Regions from separate parts of the Mus musculus genome. Here region 2 is linked to region 1. A link is a loop called in an ENCODE intact Hi-C map of the cell type or tissue named here. Cell type or tissue: left cerebral cortex. All regions are shown on one strand. Each heading gives the region's core, and the rest is flanking DNA. Links, peaks and the distances in the headings are about the cores only.

The links. Peaks named below come from ENCODE experiments on the same cell type or tissue, not always from the same donor. Only the 100,000 strongest peaks of a DNase experiment are listed, where the experiment ranks them.
Region 2: it touches region 1 in a loop (16-fold over the local background); 2 of 42 quality-filtered maps call a loop at or near these places.

Annotation. Positions count from the first base shown.
Region 1 is chr9:78,214,407-78,230,464 of GRCm38, reverse strand. It overlaps the pseudogene Gm3126. Among named protein-coding and RNA genes, the nearest start is that of Gsta1, 8.2 kb to the left of the region's middle. In left cerebral cortex, for the core only: no CTCF peak of the experiment used is centred there; a DNase peak (open chromatin) is centred at 9,133.
Region 2 is chr9:78,345,642-78,361,699 of GRCm38, reverse strand. Gsta2 (glutathione S-transferase, alpha 2 (Yc2)) reads left to right here and starts at 14,555. Exons shown (of 7, transcript NM_008182.3): 1 at 14,555-14,611. RefSeq lists a cis regulatory region at 1-2,767. In left cerebral cortex, for the core only: a CTCF peak has its summit at 3,467 (motif pointing left); a DNase peak (open chromatin) is centred at 3,442.

The sequences.
Region 1 (16,058 bases), core at 5,106-13,105:
GCCTCTAAGTCACCTCTCCTCTCCATGATCCTGTGAGTAACCTGAAAGAGACATCTTGGCTAAGAAGGGAAGAAAGGAAGGAGGGAAAACTGCACTAGGAGCAGAAATAATACCACAGAGTCAACCCTGAGAACCCTCTGCTATGTAACAATGTGACATTGAACTATTGGATTTCAGGGATGGCTTGTTAAGTAGCCCTAAATTGCAGAATTAATGCATTGTCTCAAATTCAAGGCTAAGTTAAACACAACAGGTCACACTGCTCCCTCCTTGTTTTCTCTGGTGAAGCATGTTAATATTAAAATCCTGCCATAGCATGATATCTATCTTAATCTTTGTCCTGCTTTGATTAAAAAACTCAAGAGCCAGAGGGCAGAAAGGAGGGACACAGCTCACACTTAACTTTATCTGGATGACCAGACACATTCTGTCCAGCCTGCTCTAGGTCTCAGTGCAGCCTGTGAGTCCCTGCAGTTACTCCTGTGGGAAAGTTGCTTTGTCACCATTAGCAATGTCATTTCCAAGCTAATGAGAATTACTGATCCTTCCTGCCAAGTTCAGACATGGCTCTTATCCACAACAAGGTCATTCTCGCTGACTTCACTCACACACCCACAAGCTGATTCATGATTTTAGTTAATCCTTGGTTCATGGGTCTTGGTTATTAATCATTACCTGATGATCTGGCTGGCCTCCGGGATGCCTGTCACATGCCTAAGGCTGTATACCCTACCAGAGAGGAGGGCTGGCCTCTTTTTATCTTGATGTCCACTGCTAATTTCTCTTCAGCTATAGAATTTCGTTCTTCAAGGGCCCTTCACTTTGCTAAAAACAGATGACAACCTAGCCATTTTGCATTTCATGGTACACACATGGCACCAGCACAGGGCCTCAGCCACAGGGATGAGTTGTGTTTGAACACTGCTCATGAAAGTTCCTGTCACCGCCTGAGAGCCTATGGCAGAGGAGGGAAGGAAACCCGTGGTGAAAGGAGATGTCCCAGGAGAGCAATGCCAAGACCCAGCAGAGACAACTGGGAGATCTACAGTGCACAGCAAGGGCTGATTCAGGAGTACTGCTGAGGACTGCCTTTGCCTTAGAGCTGAGTGCATTGTCCCTCCCTGGAAAGGAAGCACTCAGCTGCCTGCCTGTTCTGTGCCATTTGCCTGTGGTCATGTGGAGGCCCTGTTCTTCAAGCCTGCCTGCACTTTAGCCTTTCTCTGAAGTCCAGACTCCACACTCATGTTTCTTCAGCTGGCCCTCCTTCTCTGCATCCTCTCCATCCTTTTCCTCTGCATCCTCTCCATCCTCTGGGCTGCACTGCCTCCACCAGGTCCCTTTCTAGATGAAGTGAAGCCCTGAGTGAAGAATTCTAGAGGGCTTGGTTCCAAGTTCCCATGGCTGGCCAGGTGTGTGTACAGAGAGAGGCCACGATGGACATGTGACCAACTTCCCTTGAGTGTTGGAGATGTGTCCCTGTGTGCAGGTGTACAAAGGACAGTTGGATGATTTGTCATGTGCTACTCCACCAGACTAACAAATGTCCAAGCTCTTTGGTGCAACTCCTGAACTTTCATCTGCAATAAAAACTTGATGTGTCCTTCAAATGTGTTCTTTAAAATTACTTGGGCTTCAGAAAAGTTTCACGGGACTGAGAGTGCAGCTTGGTGGTATAGCCTGCTCTGCCATGCTCCCAGGAGCCTGGGGCAGAGCCCTATCATGGAAAAGCTCGAAGGTTGGAGTCAGTTAATCTAGACGCATGTGACAGTTTATCTCTATGTGCCTATTAATCTATCTCTGTGTACCTGTTAATCTAGAAGTGTGTGACAGTTCATCTAGAAGTGTGTGACTGTTTTCTAGATGCCACCTCTGTGTTGTCACCTTTCTCTATGTCATTCTTTGTCTTCCCTCATGAGTTGGATATGTTGAGGGGTATTAGATATTTTTGTGCAAAATATCACATACTTGATGCTCTTTTCTGTGTGTGACTTCCATACACTGTCATGTTCATTACATAGGGTGTGAGTCTCTGTAGACTATAGGGATATCATCATCTTCTCTTGTCTACCTTGGTCCCCTCTTTGCTTTTTATTAGTCAGCACTTCCTGCTCCACTGAACCCAGCCATTTCGCCATGCGTTATTTGTTGGAAATAGTATTCAAAATGAGGAACTGGTCTCTGTGTGTACTTATTGCTTCTGAGGCCCTCATGGTCCTAATATGTATGTTTAAGCCACCCAGACATACAGATACATGTGCAATAACCCTATTGTATGTGTTTATCTGTACCATACACACTATTCTATGTACCATGATCCTAGCATGTGTGTTTAACCCACTCATACATACAAGTGTATGAGATACACATGTACTATACTAAGGAGTGTGTCTAACCCACCTACATCCAAGTTCTATATGCAATGATCCTAGACTGTATGATTTGCCATATATATATATATATATATATATATATATATATATATATAATTCTATGTACCAAATATGTATTTAACCCACTTACACATGATCCTAGCATGTGTGCTTTACTCATATATACATGCAGTTCTATGTGCAGTGATCCTAGTGTGTGTGATTTACCCACCTATACATGCACATCTACAGGCAATGGTATAGGGTGTACTTAACCCACCATGCTGTGGTGGTTTGAGTGAGAATGGTTCCCATTGGCTCGTATGCTTGAATAAATGGTCCCCAATTTTAGAACTGTCTGGGAAGGATTAGGAGGTGTGACCTTATTAGAGAAGGTACATCATGGGTGTGTGTTGGGGGGTAGGTTTAGGTTTTAAAAGTCCACACTATTCATAGTTAGCTCTCTACCGTGTGTTTGTTGATTCAGATGCGAGCTCTTAGCTTACTGTTCCAGCACCATGCCTACCAGCCCTAGTGCCTTGTTCGTCACTGTGACATTCATGAACTTACTGCTTGAACCTGAAAGCCCTCAATAAACTTGTCTTAAGTTGCCTTGGTCAAGATGTCTTATCACAGCAACAGAAGAGTAACTAAGACACACGTGTGCAGTTCTCCCTGCATCTCTTAATTTATTTGTACCTGAGTGATTTAAAATGATAAGTTCATACTGATATTAGCTTTTAAATCTAACCTATTTCATCAATTATTAATGCAACCCTATCTCTAATGGGTGACAAACCTAGCTTGATATGTGTAAATGCATGTCTTCACTCCCAGTAGGCATAGAAACATATGATTGTTATTAGTGCTTAGAGCAACAGACTAATGAGGTGTCTGTCAAGTATTGTTGTTGTTTTGTTTATTTTGTTGTAAACTGTCCATTCTCTGTTTAGAATGTTGCTTCCTGAGGGTTTTGAAGTGGCTTCTGGTCTGCCCTAACTCCTTATGGAGGGTTAAGTATTTGTTTGCAATAATGTTGGGTGTTAGCTTTGTCTTCCACTTTGGCACCCGTTTGCTTTTTGTTTATAGATTTTTTTAAAGATTTATTTATTTATTTATTTATTATGTATATGGGTACACTGTAGCTGTACAGATGGTTGTGAGCCTTCATGTGGTTGTGGGGAACTGAATTTTAAGGACCTCTACTTGCTCCAGCCCAAAGATTTATTTATTATTATACATAAGTACACTGTAGCTGTCTTCAGATGCGTCAGATCTCATTAAAGGTGGTTGTGAGCCACCATGTGGTTGCTGGGATTTTAACTCAGGACCTTTGGAAGAGCAGTCAGTGCTTTTACCTGCTGAGCCATCTTGCCAGCCCATGTTTGCTTTTTATTAATCACCATTTCCTGTTACACATTTTACCAAGGTCCAATAAGCTAGGGTCACAAAGAGTTGTGTCTTTAGAGAACCCTGTGTCTCGCTTTTCACCACAGTGGTGTTCCCAGCCATTTGGTTTGGCCTGCCCTATTCTTTATGGCATGCAATGTCATTGATTTCTGGCCTTTTCCCCTTTCTAAATTTACCTGTGTGCTTCCTCACGACCTCCTATTCTCTCACAAGGACAGCATGTTTTTGCGCTTCAGTAACTTTGCACCAAGGTCACAGAATTTTCACCCCTAAGTTCATAAAGAACTTCATTTGGGGGCTGGTGAGATGGCTCAGTGGGTAAGAGCACCCGACTGCTCTTCTGAAGGTCCAGAGTTCAAATCCCAGCAACCACATGGTGGCTCACAACCATATGTAACGAGATCTGACTCCCTCTTCTGGTGTGAATTTTGGAGTTGGGTGTGTATGTGTGGATCTTTGAGGTCAAGGAGTTAGTGAGGGTGAGGAGGTAGATCTTTGAGAGTTCAAGGCCAGCCTGGTCTACAGAGGGAATACCAGGACAGCCAGGGTTACACAGAGAAACTCTGTCTCGAAAAAAACTCACCAATAGTGCAGCACACCAACTCCCTCAGACCACAAGAGCTGGTGATTTCAGCAACTTAGCAGGTTCTGAGACACATCAGACTTTTGTTCTGGATACTTGGACCCTGTCCGTCTGCTTTCTGGGTGTGCTACCTGACACCTCCTCAGTGACCCACATCTTAAGCCAAGATCAAGTTTTCAGTCTCAGAGACACACGATCCATGGTTTTGGTGCCTGCTGATGTCCAGGCTGGAAACTTGCCATGGTTAAAGTACCCAGTCTCCTTACAGACCTCCCCGCTTTGTCCTCGGGCTCTCTGGCCAGTTGCTTTACTCACAGCCTGCCCTCTTGTACTACAGATTTTGCCAGCATCCTGCATCCAGAACTCTACCTTAGAGGCTCTGTAACTCTGTGCCATTAAACCTTCCAGGGAGCCATTATTGCCTTCAGGGTGAATCCCAGCTGTTTGTGAAGCCTGCGTGGGCCAGCGGTCATTCGAAGCCTTCCTCATCTCAGCCACTCTTCCTTCTAGACAGATCTCCATCAGAGCCTCTGCCCACCCGCCCTCCTCTGAGAGGCATGAAAACCCTGTAGTGTTGGCTCTCTCTTGCAACACTTCCGGCTTCTGGTTAACTCATGCTCGGGGAACTTGTCACTGCCCGCTGGAAGTTTCTCCTGACATACACAGACCTGGGACAGGCGACAGCTCCTTCTGGGTGTACTATTTATAAGCTGTGCCTTTGCATTTAGACTGCTTGAACTGAGATCACGGCACTGGCGTTTGGCTCTGTGCTGTCTTGCTGGTATGGGTTTCCTATCCGTGGAGAGGGAAGATGGTAACATGCATTTTATAAGGTTATTGTGGGAACTAAAGTGGTCAGGAACTGAGTGTTAATCATGGAACCCCTATTTGCAGCCATGTTTCCTACACAGCAACCTTTAATCTGATAAGACTGTAGACACTGGGGAAAAATTATACTAATATACATTCCCTTGAGTAACAATGAACTGTTTTTCTTAGGGTCGTTTAGTTAGATGTTATGTGCAAGTGTGTGTGTGCTTATGAATATCTCTGTGTATTTTGTCTTTTTTGTCACTTCTGTGCATTAATTTTATGCTGTCATGGAAATTCAGGGAAAAGGGTAATGTAATATTTTAATGAGCTTTTAATGAAAAGAACCAGTATGTGTAACTGCTCTGTCCAATTATATGAATACAAGAACATATGCACACAAATATTGTAAGGAACATAAAATAATATGCATTAGATTTGAGAAAGTGTTGAAAATTAATAGTCTTTTAAAATATACTAGAATTTTAATATAATATAATTTTGCCCATAATAAATTAATATTAGGAAAAAAGTCATGAAGCAAATGGACCTGCCTATGTTAGCAAAGTCAGGGAGCCAGGTATCGAGGAGGAAGCAGGAAGCAGAAAAATCCCTTTTTTATTATTATTATTATATAGCCCTGTTCAGCGGGCCATGGTCCAGCATCTGCAGCTTAGTGTAGCTCTGTGTGATGCTGTGTCCCACAGTGTAGGTAGCCTTTCATAACATAGGAAGCAGAAGGGTCAGACTGAGCCATTCTAGTGGCACAAGCTGTAATCCAAGCTACCTGGGGTACTGAGATGGATGCCAAGCTAAGTGTAGTCTAGCCTGGGCAAATCAGCAAGACCCCATTTCACAATAAAATGAAAAATGGTGCCCCATGCCTATAATCCTAGTACTTGTCAGGTGGAGCAGGAAAGGTAATTCCATGGCTAACCTGAGCTACACACGGAGTTCCCAGCTGGCCAAGGTCACATGGTAAAGCCTTGTCTTTTCAAGATACTTAAGATGGAGGCTGAAGAAACAGTCCAGAGGTTAGGTGCTCTTTTAGAGATCTGGGGTTTGTTTTCCAGTATCCATATAAGGTAGTAACTACTGCCTGTATTTCTAGCTCCAGAGGTTCCAATGCTAATGCAGAAAGGCACCTACACACACACACACACACACACACACACACACACACACACACATACACACACACACACACACACACACGCACACTAATAATAAGCTAAGGTTGAAATAGAGGGCTGGGGACACAGCCTAGTGATAGAGCAGTATGAGGCTTTAAGTTCATCTTCCTGTATCACAAAATCAAAGTAAAAGAATAGCCAGTGTGACGCAGGATTAGCTTTGCCGTGCGTGCATCAACTCAACCGGCTAGGTGTCTCCTGCTGCTAGAGTTCCTAACTGCACAGGAAGAACCTGGAACTCTGAGCTCGCTGTCTCAAGTGCGCACCAGCTCTTGCTCACTCCCTCATCTCTGAGCCCAGAGCTTCAGGGGTAAAGTAGAGCTCAGAACGCTGCCAGTGTGAGATGTGAGTGTGTGCGACAGGGCACACAAGTCCCCAGGCAGGATACTTCGTGTGTAAGACAGGCACTGGCAGAGAGGAGTTGGGCGTGTCCACAGACTACAGGAATCTCAGCCTCTGGGCCCCTAGAGTGGGAGTCAACAGGTCATGGGGCCAAGGGAGTGCTTAGAATTCTGGAAGAGTCTCTATTCCAGAGAGTGGCAGAACTTCACCAAAAAGAAATAGTTGCATCTAGATAAATATTTACTAGTCAGAAATGAAATGCAATCAAAAGCAAGTTCTGGGTTCAGGAACAAAGGACTCGAAGTCAAAATCTCATGTCGTCTGCAGTTGAGGTCATCTGAGTTCAGTAAGACCAGGTGGAGATGGTCAGTGCCAGGAAGCAAGAGGTCAAAGTTCAAAGTTAATGTGGGGGGCCTTAAAGGAACAGGCTGAAGCCAGGCTTGGAAAACACCAGATGTTCACTGGAATGTGGTCATAGAAACTTGGCCATTGTATAGCACACCTAACAGATTAGAGAATCTTTGCGCGTTTGTGACTGTCATTTTTGAGGTAGGCTCTTACTATGTAGCCCTGGCTATGTAACTATCATTCTTTATCAAAGTCACCAAAAGACAGGTACAGTGGCCATGACTGTGCCAAGCGGCCTGTGGAACTTTCGACACTCTAAAGTGCGAACAGGGATGTTTATCTGGAAGGTCTTGAAGTTGCTGGCTGAGCAGAAGCTGGAGTCTTCCTCGAAGTTCTTATCCCACGGTGGTGTTTTGTACCTCATTTCCTCTTCCCTGTCCTTCTCTGTTTCCCTCAGAGTCCCCCTCGGTTCCGTGATCCCGCCAGAAGTCACTAAACAGCATTGACTGACTGTATACTCCTCTCTATGACATTTAAGATGTTTTTAAAACTCAGACTGTCTTAGAAAGAAAGGTCACATCTCAGGAAGTCACATGACAGTATTTCCAGAGATGACTGGCTTGTGCAAACAGCGATGTTTGTATAAGGACCCCGTGAGTTCCACTGCTGTCTCCATCAGGGATAGACCCTTTACCACACCGTGAATTTTCAGCCCTTACAAATCACATCCAATAGCAGGAAGGGACGATTCTCCAGAGTATCTCCCTCTTCTGGAAGCTCCTTAGCTGAAGTCATTTTTTATGGTATTTAGGCTACATTGAAGACCAGCAAATAAAGAAACAAAGGATGTCCTCTCTCTCTCTCTCTCTCTCTCTCTCTCTCTCTCTCTCTCTCTCTCTCTCTCTCTCTCTCTCCCTCTCTCTCTCTCTCTCTCTCTCTCTCATTTGTTTGTTTTTGAGACAGGATCTCACTATGTAGCTCTGGCTGTCTTGGAACTCACTATGTAAACTAGCCTTGAACTCATAGAGGTCTTCCTGCCTCTGGATCCCAAATGTTAGAATTAAAAGAGTGTACCACTGTGCAAGGTGTATTATGACTCTCTTGAAACAACCACATTTCGCGGTGGAACTTGGAAGAGACCAGTTTTGCTTATACCATGAAGAGTTCTGTTAGATGACTTCCCTCTTCCAGGATCCCATCTCTCAGTCATCTGACCAAACTCACTTAGGGTCAAGCGCTACCTAAAAGATGTTAAGAGATCTCTTTATTTAATTTATTTTATGTACATTGGTGTTCTGCTTCCATGCCTGAGGACGTCAGATCCCCTGGAACTGGAATTACAGACAGTTGTCAACTGTCGTGTGGGTGCTGAGGATTGAACCTGGGTCCTTGGGAAGAGCAGCCAGTGCTCCTAAGCACTGAGCCATCTCTCCAGCCCTGTTATCTTCATTTTGCAGAGAAAGTGCCAGAACTTCAGACGATAAAGACTCACTTAGTAATCCGCTGGTCAGCAAAAGCTGGATCTCCAGGCTTCTGAAGCCAAAGTCTAGGGCTGCCTCATCTTGCCACTGTCTCTCACCCACAGTGGGCGGAAGAGGCAAAGCATGCTCAAGGGATTAAGGACATGACAAACACTATGGCCTTCAACAGAAAAAGAGGGTGTCAAACCAAAACGAGCAGATGTGAGAGGGCTCCTGTGGTAACCACTGCAGTGATAAAAAGTTACAATATTCGCAGCTGGAGAGCTTACCATTCTATTTGGAAGACCAAAATCATTTGTGTATGTGGGAGAACAACTAATATGAAAGCAGCTGTAAATGCTAAGGGAGAAAGGAGTCACTCTGTGTGTGTCTGTCTGTTTGAGTGCCGTGTGTCTGTGTGCATGAACGTGGGTGATTGTGTGCGTGTATGCATGCATGTGCATGAGTGTCCGTGCTTGTGTGCTATACAAACCACATCTGCAGTTGAGATCTGAGTGCCCTTTGCAGATGATCCCTCCACCCTGTGCAGAGGTGGTTCTATTTGTAGACTGCCGCAGAGCCATGCCAACTTGTGCATCTACAGAAGCTGGCTAGACATGAGGTGTGACCAGAGCCACAGGTTGGTGTCTGTGGGTAGAGGAAGTGAGTGGTGGGTGGAGACACTCCTCTGGAATCAGTTTTCTTACTTTTAGACTCTAATTCTTTCAAAAACTACAAAGACTGGCCTTTAAAACTGCTGGGAGATGGGTTAGAGGTGGAGACATTCACACAGCGTCTGAAGGACAAAGATGGGAGGCGGCAGTGAAAGAATTACAAACCCTGCTGGTCGCTCTCTAGGATCGCAAACGCCTTCTGAGGCGCATGCTCACCAGGCAGAGGTAAACCTGTGCCATTTTAACATAGCGCCCGTGGTCCGTGAACTATTTCAGGCTTGAAATCATTGACCTGTAGCTTCAGGAATGGTTCCTTGACCTGTTTTTCCTACATGCAGGGACCTGTGACAGTCCTTTGGGTGAAGGGCAGACATAGCTGTGATCACAGGAGGCCACTGCAGAGGCTGTCGTGAGAGTAACCCCGAACTTCCACTGGCCTTTCCCTCTGCCACTCCTACAACATGCCCAGAATTTACTCTTTTAACTCTGAGATCTGTGTGTCCTGCTATTCTTTTACAAACACACTGTCCCTTGTCTTAAATTTATGTATCATCATGCTTTGGATTGCATCTCTTATGCAGAACCCGATGTACGTGGAATTTAACAAAAGGTTTGTGCTTTTCTAGTGTCAGTATAAGCACCAAGAGCTGATAGAGGCCATTCCTCCCCAAGGTCCGATGGTGAAGTGGGCTCCTGGGCAACGCCACTCATTTTCACAGTCCTTGTGAATGACAGGGAGTGCAGAAGACTGTCCCTGCACAACTTGCTTTCTGTCAAAATTACTTTTCTTCCCAGCACCTTCTTTGCAAACTTGTATGCAACTGGGTCAAGAGTCACAGAGCAGTCAGTGACTGAAAGGTCATTTTGTGATCACTTGTAGAAGGTGTGGAGGAATATACAGGTCAGAAATGTAATGCAGGTGATCTAAATGAGTCCTTAGAAGATAGCACCGTCACATAATTACTTTGTTACATTTATTTCTTTACTTACTCCTAGCTTGGATTGGCTTTGTAGTGCTTGCCACCTTCCTACTCCCATCCCTTAACTACTCTTCAGCATGATTTATTATTTCCTGTAGCTTCATGGATGACTTTATCTTTGTCTTTAGTGAAAAGATTCATTCAAACAGAATGTAGTGCTGTTTCGGTGGTTGTGACTCCTTCTGTTTGTGTCTATCATGGTGAGTTTGTCCTTCAATAATAACAGATAGTTTTGCTGGGTATAGTAACGTGAGTTCGAAATTATTGTCTTTCAATACTTGGAATACAATATTCAGTGAGTTCCTTGCTTGAAAGGTTTCTGTTTAAAAAAAAAATCTGTTGTTTTTCTCATGCATTTGCCATTGCATGTGACTTAAATACTTTATTCATGCAACTTTGAATATCTTTTTTTGTTCTGTATGTTTAGTGTTTTTAACTATAATGCAACATGGAGGTTCTTTCCTTTGTTTGCCCATCTGGTGTTCTATATGTCTCTTGAGTCTGGATTATCATTTATTTCTCTAGAGAAATTTTCTCCTATGTGATTCTACTGAATATATTGTTTATGCCTTTAGACTATTCTTTCTTTTCCAGACCCACAATTTGTAAATCTGGCCTTTACCTGCTGAGCCATCTCCACGATCCAAATTTTGTCTTCTAATGGTTTATACTACAGAGCCCAAATGTTCACATTTTCTCTTTTGTTTGTACTCTATTTTATCTATGTTGTCTTTTGTTCCTGATAATCCATTCTATAGAATATAGTCTATTGATGAGGTTTTAATGAGTATTTTTTAAAACTTACTAAACTTTACATATATAAAATTTCAACAATTTGATTATCTTTACTATTTTAATCTCTTTATTGAAGTCTTGTTTCATTTCCTGTGGTGACTTTATTATTTTACTCAGTTATTTGTTTGCATTATCTTTAACTTCACTTAGGATTTTATCACATACTCTCTGGTTTCAGTAAACATTCTTATAATTACATTTTTATCATATCTCTTAATGAATTTATTGGTTTATTATTTGTGCGCACAAATGCCATGGCATGGATGTTGAGATAAAGGTACAACTCATAGGAGTTTATTCTCTCCTTGCCATGTGGGATGCAGGGGTTGAACCCAGGTCATCTGGCTTTGTGGCAACGGCCTTTCCCTGCATGTAGAAACATCGTAGGCAGCCAACAAAAGCATGAAGCAGGGAAAGAGTTCTTTACTCCCACTATAAGCACAAAAGCAAGCAAGCAAGCAAACAAACAAACAAAACTTAGTATGCTCTGAGCATGGCAGCTTATAATCATTCTTTAAATCCTTTGTCCTGGATTTTGGCTAATTTGCTCTTTGGAGGAATTAATGTGGACTCATTATTTTGGGGGGTGTTGTGCTTCTCTGGTTGTTCCTGTTTCTTACGATATTGGGATTTACTCATCTAGGGTTATGTTGTTGCTTAAATTTCTCATGGTTTTGTCTTTTAAAAATCATATACATTCTTTTTTATCTATTTATCATATGAATTGATGCTTTTCAAATGTCTAAGTAGGGCTAATTGTGGCAGACATAAGGTGCAGAGTTCAGAATTTAGATCTTCAGTCTCTGTGTCCCCAGCAGCTGGTATCATACCTGTATTACGCCCAGGGTAGAGCAGCAACAGTTCAGGTAACTGCCACTGCTGTGTACACCAGGCCAATGTTGTTTTACCCACTGAGAAGCGGCGGTCCCTTTAACTTCAATAGCTGTTGGAATATAAACACCAGGGTAGTGTGGTGCATAGGATCTTAGTTACTAAGATTAGGTGTGGAGGGAAAGCATTCTGTGTAAAGCCATGGATCAGTGTTAGATCTACTCAGAAAAAAAGTGTGTGAAGTGACTGCGGAGGGAACGTTGTGAGAGTGTTGGGCTCCAGACACTTTAGCGATTATTACACTATAGAATGTTGTAGTTAAGAAATGAATAATAGGAAGGATTGGAGATGAGAAAGAAAGAAAAAGAGGTTTCGAACAAGAAAGAACTGTGGGTTGTGGACGGGGAGGAAAGGGGAATGTACTGTTTACTGAAGTGTTGCTGTGGCAATCGTGAACCACCTTCGTTTGTTCTCTTCTGAAAATGTCAGTTTTTTCCTCTGTCAAATTTAAAGGATGTCTTTTCTGTATATAAATATTTGTGATAGACAGGTATATACTTTTCAGGGCTTGAAATGTATCAGTTGCTTTCCTGAATGTTAGCACTCCTTTTGAGAGCTCTGATAGACTTGCTTTTGTAGATAAGTTTATGGTTTTCTTTTATGTAGCCTTTGTGTGTGTGTGAGTGTGTGTGTGTGTGTGTGTGCGCGCGCGCGCGTGCATGTGTGCTCACATATGTGTTTTTATGTGTGTTAGGATATGTAAATGTGTGGGTGCACATACCTGTGTGTATTCCTGCAGAGGCCAGAGGTGGATGTTAGGTGTACTGCTCTATCACTCTGAAAATATTTTAAATATCCACATTTTAAATTATTTACCTTATGTATTGGTGTGTGTGAGTGTGCACACATGCATGTGCTGTGGTGTTCATGTAGTGGTCAGAAGACAATTTTATGGGCTTTTTCTCTCCATCTTTACCTGGGTTCTGGGGCTCAAACCCAGGTCATTGGACTTGCATGGCAAGAACTTTCCCTTCTGATCTTAAATATGCATATGCTTCCCTACTGACGATAAATATATACAACAAAACATTTAATTTGGCATTTTCAAAGTTAGATGGTAAAAAGTCTCTTAGAAGAATACTCTAGCCATCTTCAGAGTCTGTGTACATTACCAGGGAATTAATTTCATTATAATTCAGTAGACGGAAAGGGAGAGTAAAGTTAACATTAATGGATGATCTATGAGTAATTAGGAATACAGAGCACAGAGATTACACAACTCTGAAATTCCTTAGTCATTGACTGAAGGTCGTGCTACAGTAGGATCTGAACTTTGATTGTACATACACGTTATCAAAATTGTCTTTCTATTAAGTAACTTTTCCCAGTTGCAAATATGGGGCTTCCAGAGGCCCAGCCAAGACAGGGACAAAGGTGGACATAAGTTTTGCTGGGACAACACAAATGAGGCCAAGAGATTAGATTATTTGCTGTGGCCCACACCTATTTTTATCATTCACTGTGATATCTAACAGTGACTCTCCCTTCTACAAACAACCTAGGCATAGCTAATAGAATCGCATTAGCAGAGAAGGGCATTAGAGTTCAGAGCAAAACGGAAACTTGACCATATTCAACTTCTTGAGTATTGGATTCCTTCTCCTGGCTTAAAGTCAGGGCTACTCTACCCTACTCTGGAGCCCTACTCGCTCTGTGTGCTGTTCTTAAAATACCTGTTCCATAGTTACCCAGCTAAACTAATTGACTAGCACAATTCCACATGGACATGGACAGAGGCATGCCCTGTCAGGTTGACAATATGAACCCCCACACAAAAGAATGTGCTTATAATTTTAGGCTAGTATTGCAAGTAACATTTTCACCTAGGAAAATGTACAATTAATAATAATTTTTCTGTTATTTTTATTAGCTATTTGCCTGAAACTCTTTTTTTTTTAACAGACTGTTCTCAGATGTATTTGGCAATCAGATATGAAACCATTTTTAGAAGATCATAAGCTTCCTGTATAGCACCACACTCTTTTTGTTGGATATACAGTAAATGTGGTCCATATGTTCTTTAATCCTCCAGCCAGTCTCCAAACCTCAACAATGGCTTGGCAAGACAGGCCCACTCACACCATAGTGGCAAGAAGAACATGAGAATGATCAACCACTTTCTTGGATTTAATTCCCATTCCACAAGGTGAAGCCTATCCCTGGTACCTTTACTGTGTCAAGAACTGGTGGGTAGACAGGTCACAGGCCCTAAGGGGGAAACCTACGACTCTGCTGCTGCTAAATGGACATAGTATTAAACTGATTCCTGGTACTTACACACAAATATAAGTATGGGTATGACTCTCAATTCTCATCAGAGGAGATTCTATTTGCTGTAGGTGGTAAATAACACAGGGGCTTCCAACTAGTCAAGATGCAAAGAACAAGAGACCACAGAACGCTCAGCCCCAAATGGAAGGTCTCCCCAAAGTTCAGGGATCATTGCAGAAGTGGGGCAGAAAGACTGTAATAGCCAGAGGCAGTGGTCAATCATAAAGAAATAGTGTTTCCTGAGCACAGCAGGGAAGCTGTATATATGAACTCACAATGGTTCTGGCAACATACACAAAACCTGTGCAAACTCAAGGCAGACAAAATCCCAGCAGAGAGAGGGAAAGTAGGCACAAAGTCACATACCCAGCTGAGTGACTATTGGCTATGGATGGCTACTGAGAGAGAACCAATTGTCTCCAAGAGTGTAACCTCTGGATAAGTTGACCACTGTGGTGATTTGAATAAGAATAGTCCTCGTAGGCGTATATGTTTGACTGCATGGTTTCTAGTTAGTGGAACTATTTGGGAAGGATCAAGAAGCGTAGCCTTGTTGCAGGTGGTGTGTCATGGGGGGGGGGGGGATTTGAAGTTTCAAAAGACTTGTGCCATTCCTAGTATCACTTTCTCTGCCTTGTGGTTGTGTCTCAAGATGTGAGCTCTCAGCTTCTGCTCTAGTGCCATGCCTACCTGCCTGCCTACTGCTATACTCCCCACCAGGATGGTCATGGACTCTAACCTTTTGAAACTGGAAGTCCCAAATTAAACACCTTCTTTGATAAGTTGCCTTGGTCATGGTGTTTTACCACAGCAATAGACGATTAACTAAGATAGCCACTATCCAGTACATACGTCCAACAATACAAGGGCCTGGAGAGATGGCAGAAGTTAAGAGCAGCCTTGTCCCAGCCTGCTAATGGCCATGGTCCCCTGCCATGGTCCTTACTTTGTATGACTCTCCTTCATATTGTTCCCATGGAGTTTTTACCATGTGTGAATGTCGTTGAGAAGAACTCTAATGTGTGCCAACCTCATGCTACCAGCCTCTGCTTTGGACTATTACTGAAACAAAGATGTCCCATCTTTTGGGGATGAGGAAAATAAATGAAATGTCTCTGGGTTCCAGTCCTTCAAAATACTTGTTGAAATGACTAGAGTGGTTTTGGGTTGTTGTTTTGTTTGTTTGTTTGTTTGTTTTTGGATTTTTTTTGTTTTTGTTTTTTTTGTTTTTGTTTTTTTCGAGACAGGGTTTCTCTGTGTAGCCCTGGCTGTTCTGGAACTCACTCTGTAGACCAGGCTGGTATTGAACTCAGAAATCTGCCTGCCTTTGCCTCCCAAGTGCTGGGATTAAAGGCGTGCGCCACCACGCCCGGCGACTAGAGTGGTTTTGGAACCTAGAGCCACTTGGAGTCACCACTTACCCCTGCTGGGATCTAGAGATTTTTAACGTGTTCAGATCAGGATCATTTTCCCTGAAAACCAGTCACAATGCGAGTTGACCCACACTCTTTTAGCGGGCAAGACACACTCTACTGAAGGAGGAAGCTTTAACCGTTTCTGCTTTGAAGGAACTGCCAGTCAGCTATTCCCAGAGATGTTCAAGGGGGCCTTCACCGACAGGTGTACAGAGGTCCTGACCTCAATGGTGTCTGCCTGGCCCTTCCCATGCCTTCCTATAGGAGCCCTGATAGAGGACCCTCACCTGGAGACTGAAAGCACTGCTTGAAGGGTTGAATGCCCTGGTCACATGGAAGGTTCCTTCCAGTGGCTGCAAACTCAGAGTGTTTGATTTGAGGAAGAATGTGCACCGTGACCTCTGGAGTATACAAGCTGGATCCCGTGGAGATAACCGGTCACCACAGATCATGGCACAGAAGCAGCCAGTGGAGATCTGTCCTGGCCCTGGGAGGAAGATACATCTCAAGGTGGTAA
Region 2 (16,058 bases), core at 3,081-11,080, 130 kb before region 1:
TTGGGATAAAGACATGCACCATGCACTGTGACTGACCATCTTTGAATGTCTATAGAAATCAAGTATTGCCACATGAGGAAAAAAACAGGAGGAAAAAAACAGGCACAGCTCGTCTTTCTGAGACTGGCTTAGTTTACTTAGTAGAATCCCATCTGCGGAAAGGATACAGATACTACTTTAAGGAATCAAACTGATTCTGGCCCCTCCCCTCCACTACTTAATTTTAAACTTACATACATTTTAAACAAACACTACCAGAGTGAGGCATGTGACCTGTGGGAGGTAGTGTACTTGGCTGGAATGGCGAGACCTTTCTTCAGTCTCAGCATCGCAAAGAAAGAAAAGCAGAAACTTAGCAAATACTTCATTCAAGTGGATCAACTCCCAGTGGGTGGCACCTTGCTTCTCAGCTAGCCCGAGTTCAGTTCCAGGGACCCTTGTTGTGGAAGGAAACAACTGACTTCCACAAGTTGTCCTCTGACACATTTGCCAGGGCACACAGTTATCCCCACTCCCATATAGACAGCTACTACACACACGCCCTAACATGATAGAAAATGTATTATCCGTTTCATGTTCATCTATTTTCTCCTTCCAAGCAATGAAAGAGTTTTATTTTCCTGTATACATTTCCAGGGTTATTTATTTATTTATTTATGGTTTTCAAGACAAGTTTTCTATTTGTAGTTCTGGCTGTCCTGGAATTCAATCTGTTAGACCAGGTTGGCCTCAAACTCAGAGATCTATCAGCCTCTGCCTACCAAGTGCTAAGATTAAAGTCATGTGCCACCACTTCAAAGCTTCCAAGGGTTTTTAAAAAGTGGTATTTATTTCCTAACTTCTCCCTCTCCCCCTCCCTCCCCCTCCCCCTCTCGGTATACCCCTCTCCCTCTCTGGAGAAGGTAGGGATCAGAGGATATCTTGCTGGAGTTGGACCTCTCCTTTCATCTGAAGGTTCAGGGGCTAAGATTCAGGACGTCAGGGCCTGGCTGCAAGCTGAGCCATCTTGCTGACCCTGTTTGGTTTTTGAGACAGGGTCTCATTGTTATGTAGACCAGTCTGGCCTTGAACTTGTGGCAACCCTCTCTCCTTAGTCTCCAGGTTGTTGGGATTATAGGCATGACCCACCAACCAGCCAGAGTTTCAGTTATAACAGAGTTCCAGTTATAAATGTATAATATGTTCCTCTTTCCCCATGTCAGATATTCCATTTAATTAGCTCTTTTTGAAGGGCCATTGGGTATTCGGACCTTTTGTCTTTACAGGTGTGTGGAATTCATTGAGTACTGTTGTTTTGTTTTCATGTCTGTAGGCTAAATTTCTAGGGGGAAAACTGCTGTTCTAAAAGCAGGAAGCTCCTGGGATTGGTGGGTAAGTGAACCACCTGTCTGGGATGCTCAGGGCCCTGGCTTAAGTCTCCAGCACCACTCCCAAAGCCCAGATAAACAAACCTCACTTGCTCTTACTTTTGCCAACTGTAACCACTTTCCTTCAGGCAAGGTGGCACCAATTTCACTCCCAGGAGAAATGCAGAGAGATTAACAGTTTCTCAACGCCCCCACCCAGGCAAACTTTTTTTTTTTTTTTCCTGAGCCCGTAGGTGCAGCATTCAGTGAATGCTCGTGAATCCTGGAGAAAAGCAGTCAGCAATGAAAGGTTGTCTATGGTAATGTTAACTGATGCTTGATGTCCAATACTGAACTGAGAAGCCAGTATTCAAAATCTGACCTTGGGAGGGTGAATGCTCTGTATTTGCTCAAAGCCCACCCCCCAATGCACACCACACTTCCTACAACAGCAAAGATTGACCTTGCCCATGAGAGTGTGTGCAATCGCTCCCAGAAAAAGGGAAATTCAGGAAAATACTGTGAATTCCATATGTGTGGCAGATGAAGAACAACAAATCAAAGTAAACCACAAAACCAGGAGCGTTCATTGTTGTGGAAATGAAAGCTGTCAGACCCTACTGTGGGCAGAGAGCTGTTTTCGGTAGGTGGTACAATGGAAAGCTGGCCCACCGGGCAGATATGGCTGTGTCACACATAAAATCAACTCCTTGGGTGAAGGAGGCTGGAAAACCTGAAGTTTAACCAGGGCTTTGCAAGAGGACCTACTATGAATCAACCCAAACAAAAAAATCCCAATACTACCTCCTTAAGAAAAGCCAAGCAAAAGGGCTAACCATAACAATAACCAAGGCCTTGGACATCTGTACAGTTGAGGAAATCAAGTTGTCAGTTGTGGTCCTGCTTCACTTCACATAAAACAAGAAACAATACAAAAACCAACCAACCAAACCAAAAACAGGGATTGACTCTTCAAACTGTATTTTATCCCCAGAGCCATCCTGAGTCTGTCTTCTATCTATCTTGTCTTTTGGCAGCAGCTTATCCAGGGAGGGAAGACAAAGACGGGCAGCTACTAGTTGGAACAGTCTTGCCCTTCTGGTCTTTGAGAATTATTGTGGAGCATTTTCCACAGAAGAAGACATGGAGAAGACAGTATATTCTCAGACACCAAGGCCATGTCAGCTAGCCTTCCTAATGAGCCAGTGTCTTTAGGATGACTTAGGTTGTAGGTTAGTAGGAAGCAGAAATGTGGTCTTTTTTTTTTTTAAAGATTTATTTATTATATGTAAGTACACTATAGCTGTCTTCAGATGCACCAGAAGAGGGTGTCAGATCTCATTACATCACGCATGGTTGTGAGCCATCCGTGGTCTTATAATACAAGATATGCTGTGTCCCTGTCACTGTCGTTCTATAGGTTGGTTTTTCTCTATTTTAGGTTTTTCCTTTTTTTCTTTTTTTTCCCCATCCCTTTTCCTTCTTGCTCCAGTCTGGCTCACTCCAGACCCTGCTTGCTCCGGGTCCATGGGTTTTTTTCAGTACAAAGTTTTTCTGTGTAGCCTCAGCTGTACTGGCCCTCAATAGACCATGCTGGATTCAAATTCAGCCTGCTTCTGCCTCCTGAATGCTGGAATTAAAGGTGTCTACCACTACTGCCCAACAAGTGTTGTATTCTGTATGTGTCTGTGTATACATGTATGTATACACACACACACACACACACACACACACACACTTCTCCCTGGTCCTCTCTAAAGGGAGGTTGACTGAAGGAACTGTCAGTCAGCCTGTCAGCCTCTTCAGAGGGGAGGGATCTGCCTCCTAGGCAAGAGTAACCAGGAGTCTGATGGATTATTTATTTATTATATGTACACTGTAGTCAGACACACCAGAAGAAATCATCAGATTTTGTTATGGATGTTTGTGAGCCACCATGTGGTTGCTGGGATTTGAACTCAGGACCTTTGGAAGAGCAGTCGGTGCTCTTAACACTGAGCCAGCTCACCAACAGTCTGATGGTTGGTACTCAGCACATGAAACTCCTGGGATTCGACCCTGGACTTTTCCTCTGTATGAACCTTAAGAGAGGAAGCAGAGCGCCACCTACCGGAGACCTAGTAGATACTGGGAGCGCAGTGTGACGGGATGGGACAGGGAGGGGTATACAGGTGTGTGGGATCCCCGCACCTTCCAAAGAGGTGGAAGAAGCTATGAGTTTGGGACAGAAGGTGATTTGCTAGCTGTCCAGAATCAACCAAGCCGTTTCGTTTTATCCTTGCCTTCCAGCTGAGCTCTCAATCTGGATCCCGATACTTCGTGGCCCTCTTTCCTACCCCTCCACTATTTTTACGGATTGATTTCCTGCTAATCCAATTTTTTTTGTTGTTGTTGTTGTTTTACGGAGCACAGAATCTAGGGCCTCCCACATGTTAGGCACCCAGTGTACCACTGAGCTAGATTTGAGTGTGTGCTTTGCCATCTCTGCAGGACCTGCATTGTGGGTAGAAAATAAAAGTAATGTTACTTAAAAACATGTTGGGAATTTGAAAGAACGTTTTCAGACAAGAGTACAGGACGCTATTTACATGGAGAAATTAAAAAACAATAAATTGTTTGATAAATAAATAAAAATACTTTTTTTTCGAGAGAGAGGGTTTCTCTGTGTAGTCCTGGCTGTCCTGGTAGTTTTTTTTTTTTAAATATATTTTTAATTTTTAAAAAAGATTTACTGTTATATCTACGAATATTCTGCATGTACACCTGCATGCCAGAAGAGGGTGTGAGATCACATTATAATGGTGTGAGCCATCATGTGGTTGCTGGGACTCGAACTCAGGACCTCCGGAAGAACAGCTAGCGCCCTTAACTGCTGAGCCATCTCTCCAGCCTCTTTATCTGGGTTTTTATGCCAGGGTAATACTGCATCGTAAAATACGTTTGAGAACCTTTCCTTCCTATTTCATGGAACAGTTTGGATAGTACAGATGTCGAATCTTTGAAGTTCTGGTGGAATTCTGCAGTGAATATCTTTGGTTCTGGGCATAGCTCACTTATGAGACTTTTCTTTTTTCTTTTTTTTTTTTTTTTTTAGGTTTTTCGAGACAGGTTTTCTCTGGCTATCCTGGAACTCACTCTGTAGACCAGGCTGGCCTCGAACTCAGAAATCCGCCTGCCTCTACCTCCCAAGTGCTGGGATTAAAGGCATGCGCCACCATGGCCCAGCGAGACTTTTTTTTTTTTTTGATTTATTTATTTTATGTATATGAGTACACTGTAGCAGTCTGTCTTCATATACGCCAGAAGAGGGCATTGGATCCCATTACAGATGGTTGTGAGCCACCATGTGGTTGCTGGGAATTGAACTCAGGACCTCTGGAAGATTAGTCAGTGCTCCCAACCATTGAGCCATCTCTCCAGTCCAAGAATTTTATTTCCTTAAATTTTTTATTTTCATTTTATGTGCATTGGTGTTCTACTTAGATGTGTGTGTGAGGGTGTCAGATCCCCAGAAACCAGAGTCACACCCAGTTGTGAGCCGCCATTGAGTGCTGGGAATTGAACCAGGGTCCTTTGGAAGAACAGCCAATTGTCTTAACCACTGGGCGATCTCTCTAGCTATTGTTATTATTACTGCTTCAGTCTTGTTGCTGGTTGCTAGTTAAAGTTTCCAATGCTGCAAAGAGACACCATATCCAAGGCAATTCTTATAAAAGACAACATTTAATTGGCGTCAATTTACAGGTTCTGAAGGTCAGTCCATTATCAGGCAGACGTGGCACTGGAGGGGCTGAGAGTTCTACATCTTCATCTGAAGGAGGCCAGGAGCAGACTGTGTTCTAGGCAGCTAAGAGGAGGATCTCAAAGGCCACCTTCACAGTGACACACTTCCTCCAACAAGGCCAAACCTCCTAACAGTGCCACTCCCTGGGCCAAGCCTATTCAAACTACCACCTTGGTGATGGATCAGTTTAAATGCTTAATTTCACCTGGCAGTGATGGTAGGTGCCTTTAACCCCAGCACCAGGGAGGCACAGGCAGGTGGATCTCTGTGTTCGAGGTCAGCCTGTTCTACAAAATAAGTTTCAGGACAGCCAGGGCTGTTACACAGAGAAACCCTGTCTCAACCAAACCAAAGGAAACCAAAACACAACAAACCTTTACTTTTTCCCCCCTGAGACAGTGTTCTTCAGTCTCCCTAAGTTTGGTTTGTGTACTTAGCTCAGTTTCTATTACTGTTGATATCAGCTTTATTCTATCCTGGTCAGATAGAATACAGAGGTGATAGAACATTTGCACATTTGGAGATGTTGATACTGCCCTTGGGATGCTAAAATTCTGTCCTTATTTGGGAAATTGGACAGTATAGAAGCAGTCTCAAACTCTAATCCCAACAAAAAATGACCTAGGTGTCATGTTAAAGTAGTTCAGTTGGGTTGGGGACCTACAACTGGATTTCCGATAAGATCTACTCATGCAGTCTTCCTAGACTGTGTTTATAAGTGTGTGTACCCACGTGTGCACGTTCTTGCGTCACATCTGCAGTTGAGATCCAAGTGCCCTGTACAGATGAACCCTCCACCTTGTGCAGAGGTGGTTCTATTCGTAGACTGCAGCAGAGCCATGTCTACCTGAGCATCCGCAGAAGCTGGCTAGACATGAGGTGTGACCAGAGCCACAGGCTGGCGTCTTCAGGTAGAGGAGGTGGGTGGTGGGCGGAGACACTCCTCTGGAATCAGTTTTCTTACTTTTAGACTCTAATTCTTTTGAAAACTACAAAGACTGGCCTTTAAAACTGCTGGGAGATGGGTTAGAGGTGGAGACATTCACACAGTGTCTGAAGGACAAAGACGGGAGGCAGCAGTGAAAGAATTACAAGCCCTGCTGGTCGCTCTAGGATCGCAAACGCCTTCTGAGGCGCATGCTCACCAGGCAGAGGTAAGCCTGTGCCATTTTAACATAGCGTCCATGGTCCATGAACTATTTCAGGCTTGAAATCATTGACCTGTAGCTTCAGGAATGGTTCCTTGACCTGTTTTTCCTACATGCAGGGACCTGTGACAATCCTTTGGGAGGAGGACAGACATAGCTATGATCACAGGAGGCCGCTGAAGAGGCTGTAATGAGAATAACCCCAAACTTCCACTAGCCTTTGCCTCTGCCAATTTTACAACAAGCCCAGAATTTACTCTTTTAACTCTGAGATCTGTGTGCCCTGTTATTCTTTTAAAAACACACTGTCCACAGGCTGCTTGGCACAGTTATAGCCACTGCATCTGTCTTTTGGTGACATGCAGTGACACTCGGTTCTTGATAAAGAATAAAAGTCACACAACCAGGGCTACATAGTAAGACCCTATCTCGAAAATAAAAGTCACAAATGTGCAAAGATTCTCTAGTTTGTTAAACATGCTATGAAACAGCCAAGTTTCTAAGGCCACATTCCAGCGAACATCTGGTGTTTTCCAAGCCTGGCTTCAGCCTGTCCCTGTAAGGCCCCACATTGACTTTGAACTTTGAGCTCTTGCTTCATGGAACTAACCACTCTTCACTTGGTTTAGTTATTGAAGGACCCCAGATACTAATCACCCGGACTTTGACTTTCAATAACTTTTTAAATTTGACACACTAGTTGCTTTTTATTATTATTATTATTATTATTATCATTATCATCTATCTATCTATCTATCTATTTATTTATTTATTTATTTATTTATTTATTTATTTATTTATTTATGGTTTTTCAAGACAGGGTTTCTCTGTAGCCCTGACTGTCCTGGAACTCACTTTGTAGATCAGGCTGGCCTCAAACTCAGAAAACCGCCTGCCTCTGCCTCCCAAGTTCTGGGATTAAAGGACTGTGCCACTGAAAGATCCTGACAGAATGTAAAAGGTCACAGAATCCCTGAAATTGGCAAGAAAGATGTCACTGTTAGCAGAACTAGCTTCACTGATTTAGAAAAATAGAGGTGCACAATGCTCTGGCCACTCCTTGAACCTGTGTGTCTGCCAATGTTTTGACTGTTCCTTGACCCATGTGTGTGCACACTGATGAAGCCCATTGCCAGGTGTTTGTGATATTGGTTGCTGAGAGAGTCAGAAAATCTCCCCAGCAATTACAGCCCGGTCAATCTTGAGTTGCTACACCTGCACCAGACTCTTTCCTTGTACCCCTCCCATACCCATTTCTTGGGAATAGACATTGTTTAGATCTGGAAATCCCCTACTCCCTCCTTCTCCTTTCCCCCCTGAGGGCCTATAAAAACTGGGACCTCTTTCCCCTCGAGGTTGACTCCTCTACCCCTGCGTGGGATATGAGTCATCCCTAGAGCTCTGGCTTTCCCCGAATAAAGCCTCATGTGGTTTACATCAAGCTCGGTCTATCATGAGTTCTTGGGTGTCCGCTATTGTTCTGAGGCCTGAGCGAGGGGCTCCTCTCGGAGTCTTTCACCACCACGCCTGGTACTATTTGCTTTTGATTGCATTTCATTTCTGACTAATAAATATTTATCTAGACGCAACTATTTCTTTTTGGTGAAGTTCTGTCTCTCTCTGGAAGAGAGACTCTTCCAGAACTCTAAGCACTCCCTTGGCCCCATGACCTGTTGACTCCCACTCTAGGGGCCCAGAGGCTGAGATTCCTGCAGTCTGTGGACACGCCCAACTCCTCTGCCCATGTCTGTCATACACACAAAGTATCCTGTGCCTAGCTGCCTGGGGACTTGTGTGCCATGTTGCACACACTCACATCTCACACTGGCAGCGTTCTGAGCTCTACTTTACCCCTGAAGCTCTGGGCTCAGAGATGAGGGAGTGATCAAGAGCTGGTGCGCACTTGAGACAGCGAGCTCAGAGTCCCAGGTTCTTCCTGTGCAGTTAGGAACTCTAGCAGCAGGAGACACCGAGCCGGTTGAATTGATGCACGCACGGCAAAGCTAATCCTGCGCTACACTGGCTATTCTTTTCATTTGATTTTGTGATACAAGAAGATGAACTTAAAGCCTCACACAGCTTTATCACTAGGCTGTATCCCCAGCCCTCTGTTTCAACCTTAGCTTATTATTATTATTACTATTACTATTATTAGTGTGTGTGTGCTTTTATGTTGCTTGTATATGCAGGTTCTCATATTTTCATAGAGGCAGAAGAGGGCATTAGATCTCCTGGAGCTGGAATTGTGACAGTTGTGAGCCTCCTGGAAACAAACCTCCCTTCCTCCTCTATAGCAGCAATCTCTCTGGCCATCATTTTAAAACTATTTACTTATGTTTTTAACTCGGGGACAGGGTTTTTTCTTTTCTAAAGATTTATTTACTATTATAGGTAAGTACACTGTAGCTGTCTTTAGAAGAACAGTCTTGTCCTTATGGCTCTTAATCACTGAGCCATCTCTCCAGCCCAGGGACAGGGTTTTGCTGTGTGTTTGTAGGTGTCCTGGAACTCCTTATGTGGATCAGTTGGCCTTGAATGGGCCCCTCCTGCTTCTGCTTCCCCAGGGCCGAGATTGCAAGCTTGTGCCACTGTTGTGCAGCAGTCGCCTTCCATCTGGAGAGAGGGCTCAGCAGTGAAGGGCACTTGTCCTAGCAGAGGACTCAAGTCCATTTTCCAGCACCTACATGGTGTAACTCCAGTTCCAGGTATCTGAAGCCCTCTTCTGTCCTCTGTGTGCACCTGGGACACACTGGTGTACATGGGTACATGCAGGCAAGCCACTAGTTTGAAGTAGTTTTTTTTTTCATTTATTTTATTTTATTGAGTGTATGGTGGAAGGGTGAAAAGGGAGGGGGGTGGCATCTTCCCATGCTGGGATGATCTGTGCCTTGGGAAGGAAGGCAGCCAGTCGGTCCAAACGGGTTAGTGTGTAGTCAATCGAGGTGCTTTATGGAAAAGATTTGGGGGCTGGTGAGACGGCTCAGTGGGTAAGAGCACCCGACTGCTCTTCCGAAGGTCCAGAGTTCAAATCCCAGCAACCACATGGTGGCTCACAACCATCTGTAACAAGATCTGACTCCCTCTTCTGGAGTGTCTGAAGACAGCTACAGTGTACTTACATATAATAATAAAATAAATCTTAAAAAAAAAAAACATTTGGTTCTGGCCTCCCATTTGATTCTCAAAGGGCAGTCTGAGAAGCCTTTTAGATTGTCAGGGAATCTATCTTTGGTGAAAGTATTCCATGGCCACTGTGTGCCCCCTGAGACTCCCGTTTACTCCTTCAGCTTAGTCCGGCCTTGCATAGAATTTGAAGGCACAGATAGAACTAGAGGCTGCTGGCACCTCTTCCAAATGACTAACTCCTGGTGACATGAATGATAGCAGCTCTCACTGTGATAGTTTAGCCCCTCCCCAAACCAGATTCTTGCAGGCAACACTCAGAAAGCAGAGGCAGACTGATCTCAGAATTCAAGGTCAGCTTGGTCTACAAGGCCAGTTCAAGAACAACTACTTACAAATACCATGCCTCAGAAAAACAAACAAACAAACAAAAAACCAAGGGAAAACAAACAAAAGGTCCCAATTCAAAGAATGAAATCTAAAGATGTTTGGATTGGAGTCCTCTTCTGGCAATTTGGTCTTTATGCATGTTTAATCAGCAAATGTGGTTCTCAGCAGGATGGGCATTTGACAGTTATCACTGGATTGGCAAAGCTCTCTTCCGGACTCTGCCCACACCCGACAACCTCGTGATCCACACACCCAAACAACAGGCAAAACATTCGGAGACATCTTGAAGTAGTTCTATATGAATTAAAACAAAGAAAGAGGGCTGGAGAGATGGCTCAGAGGTTAAGAGCACTGACTGCTCTTCCAGAGGTTCTGAGTTCAATTCCCAGCAACCACATGGTGGCTCACAAACATCTGTAATAAGATCTGACACCCTCTTCTGGAGTGTCTGAAGACAGCTACAGTGTATTTATGTATAATAATAAATAAATCTTAAAAAAAAACAAAGAAAGAAAGAAATGAAGAGAAAGAAAGAAAGAAAGGAAGGAAGAAAGGAAGGGAGGGAGGGAGGAAGGAAGGAAAAGAAAGAAAGGCAGAAGTCTTGGATCCAGAATAAGAAATAAATATAAACCCAGAATGGCTTTACTATTATAGTAAAGGAAGTATAGGAAGACTCCAAATATTTCTTTTTTTAAAAAAAGACTTATTTATTATTATAATTAAGTACACTGTATCTGTCTTCAGACACACCAGAAGAGGGCATCAGATCTCATTACAGGTGGTTATGAGCCACCATGTGGTTGCTGGGATTTGAACTCAGGACCTTCAGAAGAGCAGTCAGTGCTCTAGCCCACTGAGCCATCTCACCAGCCCCAAATATTTCTTATTGCATATGATCCTGAGAAATCACATGGTGAGGGAGAAACCGCATTAATTTACCTTATTTTGCATATATATACACATATGTAACATATATATAATATATATACATATAACACACACACACATCTTCAATCAAGTTATCTGAAAATAACAAGGAGGGCCTGAGTTGGCCCAGTTGGTCATTCTTCAGTGTTAGGTCACAGGGTCATTTGAGAGCGTTAAGGAAATCATAAGGTAAGGAGATACATATGTTTGAAATGGGGAAGTCTTACACAAGCTGTTTCTTATGCCAAAAAAGCTTACTAAAGAAGTGCAGCCGGGGCTGGTGAGATGGCTCAGTGGGTAAGAGCACCCGACTGTTCTTCCAAAGGTCCGGAGTTCAAATCCCAGCAACCACATGGTGGCTCACAACCATCCGTAACGAGATCTGACTCCTTCTTCTGGAGTGTCTGAAGACAGCTACAGTGTACTTACATATAATTAATAAATAAATAAATCTTTAAAAAAAAAAAAAAAGAGTTAAAAAAAAAAAAAAAAAAAGAAGTGCAGCCATTGTGTTGGAGGGGAACCTCTCAGAAGCAAAGGGGAGGGGTGATTGGGGGCAACATTTGTGATGTAAATAATAAAAGAAAACTAATTAAGAGACAAGAAGTACATCCATGTTATTTATTATGTTGAGGAGAGAAAGTGGGCAAGGACAGTGGAAGGAAGCTATCTTACACAGGGACAAAGTCAGCAGGAGGCTAATCACACAATGTTGAACAAAGGAAACAGATGGGGTGACTTGAACATTTCAGATGGAGCACACTGTGGCCTTGGGACTGATAATTGAGTCTCTTCATGAGAAAAGCCAAGTTCCCAGGAACCAAAACTCTCAATCCTTCAAGGCCAGGACTTCATCCCCAAACTGGCCTTGACAAGTCTACTCCTTAGCAAAGACACAGAACTAGGGTCTTTTTTGTCCTTTTACTGAGGCCTCTGATGAAGCCTAAAATTGGTCTACTCTCAATAAGGCCCAAGACACATTCCAAATCATGGCTAGCATTCTTCACGAGCACACCTTTTTTTCCCCCCATTAACTTTTAAGGGACTGCCGGGCGTGGTGGCGCACGCCTTTAATCCCAGCACTCGGGAGGCAGAGGCAGGCGAATTTCTGAGTTCGAGGCCAGCCTGGTCTACAGAGTGAGTTCCAGGACAGCCAGGGCTATAAAGAGAAACCCTGTCTCAAAAAAAAAAAAAAAAAAGAAAAAAAAAAAAAACTTTTAAGGGACAAAGAGAAACAGCCTCAGAGTGGTGTGACAAAGGGGTCTTGGTGTCTACATTAACCTTCACACTGGGGAACAGTATTTGGGGGTCTATACCTTTGAGCTTGTCTTTTCCATGTAAGAACTCTGCCCCAGGCTCTTGGGAGCATGGCAGAGCAGGCTATACCACCAAGCTGCACTCTCAGCCCCGTGAAACTTTTCTGAAGCCCAAGTAATTTTAAAGAACACATTTGAAGGACACATCAAATTTTTATTTCAGATAAAGTCCAGGAATTGCAACAAAGAGCTTGGACATTTGTTAGTCTGGTGGAGTAGCACATGATAAATCACTCAACTGTCCTTTCTACACCTGCACAAAGGGACACATCTCCAACACTCAAGGGAAGTTGGTCACATGCCCATCGTGGCCTTTCTGCCGCACACCTGGCCAGCCATGGGAACTTGGAACTAAAACTTGGAACTAAGCCCTGGAGAATTCTTCACTCAGGGTTTTTTTTTTTTTTGGTTTTTCGAGACAGGGTTTCTCTGTGTAGCCCTGGCTGTCCTGGAACTCACTTTGTAGACCAGGCTGGCCTGGAACTCAGAAATCCACCTGCCTCTGCCTCCAGAGTGCTGCACTCAGTGCTTCACTCCATCTGTAAAGGGACCTGGTGGAGGCAGTGCAGCATGCCCAGAGGATGGAGAGGAGAAGGATGGAGAGGATGGAGAGGAAAAGGCTGGAGAGAAGGAGGGCCAGCTGAAGAAACATGAGTGTGGAGCCTGGACTGCAGAGAAAGGCTAAAGTGCAGGCAGGCTTGAAGAACAGGGCCTCCACATGACCATAGGAAAATGGCACAGAACAGGCAGGCAGCTGAGCGCTTCCTTTCCAGGCTAGGACAATGCACTCAGCTCTAAGGCAAAGGCAGTCCTCAGCAGGACTCCTGACTCAGCCCTTGCTGTGCACTGTAGATCTCCCAGTTGTCTCTACTGGCATTGCTCTCCTGGGACATCTCCTTTCACCACGAGTTTCCTTCCCTCCTCTGCCATAGGCTGTCAGGCTGTGACAGGGACTCTTTCATGAGCAGTGTTCAAACACAACTCATCCCTGTGGCTGAGACCCTGTGTGCACATATGTGTACCATGAAATGCGGAATGGCTAGGTTGTCATCTGTTTTTAGCAAAGTGAAGGGTCCTTGAAGAACGAAATTCTATAGCTGAAGAGAAATTAGCAGTGGACACCAAGATAAAAAGAGGCCAGCCCTCCTTTCTGGTAGGGTATACAGCCTTAGGCATGTGACAGGCATCTCGGAGGCCAGCCAGATCATCAGGTAATGATTAATAACCAAGACCCATGAACCATGGATTAACTAAAATCATGAATCAGCTTGTGGGTGTGTGAGTGAGGTCAGCGAGAATGACCTTGTTGTGGATAAGAGCCCTGTCTGAACTTGGCAGGAAGGATCAGTAATTCTCACTAGCTTGGAAATGACATTGCTAATGGTGACAAAGCAACTTTCCCACAGGAGTAACTGCAGGGACTCACAGGCTGCACTGAGACCTAGAGCAGGCTGGACAGAATGTGACTGGTCACCAGATAAAGTTAAGTGTGAGCTGTGTCCGTCTTCTCTGCCCTCTGGCTCTTGAGTTTTTTAAATCAAAACAGGGCAAAGATTAAGACAGATATCATGCTATTTGCAGGATTTTAATATTAACATGCTTCATCAGATAAAACAAGCAGGGAGCAGTGTGACCTGTTGTGTTTAACTTAGCCTTGAATTTGAGACAATGCATTAATTCTGCAATTTAAGGCTCCTTAAAAAACCATCTCCCTAATTCAGCAGTTTAAAGTCAAACTTTGTTATGAGAGCTGAGAGTTCTGTGGGGTGACTCAGGTAAGGATGGTCATACTGTTTGAGACTCTCAAGTGGTTTTCCCTTCTTTCCTTCCTATCCCTCGATTCCACGTGTGTGTGTGTGTGTGTGTGTGTGTGTAAGAGAGAGAGACAAGAAAGAAAGAAAGGAAGAAAGAAAGAAAGAAAGAAAGAAAGAAGGAAAGAAAGGAAGAGAAAGAAAAGAAGGAGGAGGAGAAGAAGAAAAGAAGAAGAAGAAGATGATGATGAAGAAGAAGAAGAAGAAGAAGAAGAAGAAGAAGAAGAAGAAGAAGAAGAAGAAGAAGAAGAAGAAGAAAAGGAAGAAAGGGAAGAAGAAGGAGAAGGAGAAGGAGAAGGAGAAGGAGCAGGAGCAGGAGAAGGAGAAGGAGAAGGAGAAGGAGAAGGAGAAGGAGAAGGAGAAGAGAAGGAGAAGGAGAAGGAGAAGGAGAAGGAGAAGGAGAAGGAGAAGGAGAAGGAGAAGGAGAAGGAGAAGGAGAAGGAGAAGAGTTCCTATAGAGTTCTTTATAGACGCATGTATGAGGATCATTTACAGGCTCAGAGGAACCTTATCAGGAACTGGCTATATTAGAGGACTCTAAATTTTCAGGAAGGGGTGGGGATTCATTAGTCCCTCTTCCTGATTTGTCACCTTTCTAGTCTATCATGAAACTCTGGTATCTTGGACTCTATGTGTGTCTATGGGAGGGGCTGATCCCTATTGGTCCCTATACTGGGTAAGAATTGTTGCCTTACTAAAGTAGCGTGCACACTCCTCTGGAGCTGGATTGGGAGCTGAGTGGAGAAGAAGCCAGGACTCTCACTAGGTCAGTGTTCTCTCTTATAACCTGTGGAACCTGTTCCCAGGTCTGCAGCACTGCAAACTAGTTTTTCAGCGTTTTATTTAGTTAGCATGCACTGATTGCATAAGATAATTGGATTTATTATGTAATCCTCACCCATGTATATAATAGGCTCTGCTCATATTCAATGTCCATTACGATTGATTTACCTGCATTTGGTTCTGGTTCATATGCATTGCTTTGAGACTGAACATCCAGTAGCCACCTATTGCTCCCCCTCTATTCCTTCTTCGGTTCTCCCTCCCTCCAGGTCCCTTCCTCCCTCCATCTCTCCCTCCTCCAGTCTCCCGTCCTCCTCTTCTATCCTTTCTTCTTCCCTTCTGTTCCTTCCTCCTCTCCTTCTCCTCTTTTTTCCCCTTCTACTTCTGTCTGTCCCCTCCTTCCTGCCCCTCCTTCAGTGTCACTGAGCCAAAGGGTGGGGTTTAACAGATTTGCAGGGGAATCTAAGGGCATGGGATTTAGGATATCGAGGAGTGGGTCTGTCCTGCCCTCTCAGGAAAAATGAAGATCAACAATGTTCTTCTCCTGAACTGCATCCCCAAACCCACAGAGAACTTGCAGATTCCTCTCTCTTAAGAAGTGAAATTCACCACAGACCGTCCCGGGTCCCCTCCGAAACCAGGTTCCCAGCTCGGTTTTCTAGGTCATTTGTGTCTGTCATGTGTTCCCATTGCCTTGATCATTCTGTTGAACAGAGTAGCAGGTTTCATACTTAGGATTTCTACTTTATTACTAGTTTATTATCTAAATACCCAACACAATTTGTATTTTTAAATGGTGAGCCAGAGCAAGGAAGTAGGAAAAAGAAAGTGTGAATCTTGAACCATCTGAGGACCCTGGCTATACCAGGGTTTCCATCCAATACCAGGAAAGAGGCCGTCTACTTATTTCCTTTAGAAACTAAAGAGTATGTAAGAAGATACAGCAGGAATAAAGTCCTTCTGTAGAACGAGGCTGAATGCAAGCTCCGACACTCAGCAGTTATGTGGCCAGTCCTGTACTGAGATTCAAGGCAGTCACAAACATGGAGAAGGCTCTAGGACTCTTGGGTAGCATGCAGCTCTAACTCTGGGAGGTTAGAGAGAGCCACACAGCTCAGCATGGATGTCATGTATAAGGCACTCGTCACCAAGAAGGCTGCAAGGCAGTAGCCTGACCAATGTTGTGCACTGACTGCAGTGTGGGGAGGATGGAGCAAAGGACTTCCCTGAGAGCCTCAGCGTCTCAGAGTCCCTGGGATGTCCTCCAGACTGAGCTGTCCAGGGCAAACTAGCACTTGCTCATGGGGAAAAACAAAGAAAACCAGAAAGACAAAAAGAACAGAGCTTCATAATGTGCTGCAGGCAGCTGTTAGGCGACCATGAGGAGCAGCTGCAATCTGAGGGTAGGAAGGCTGACATCTGTGCTGAGG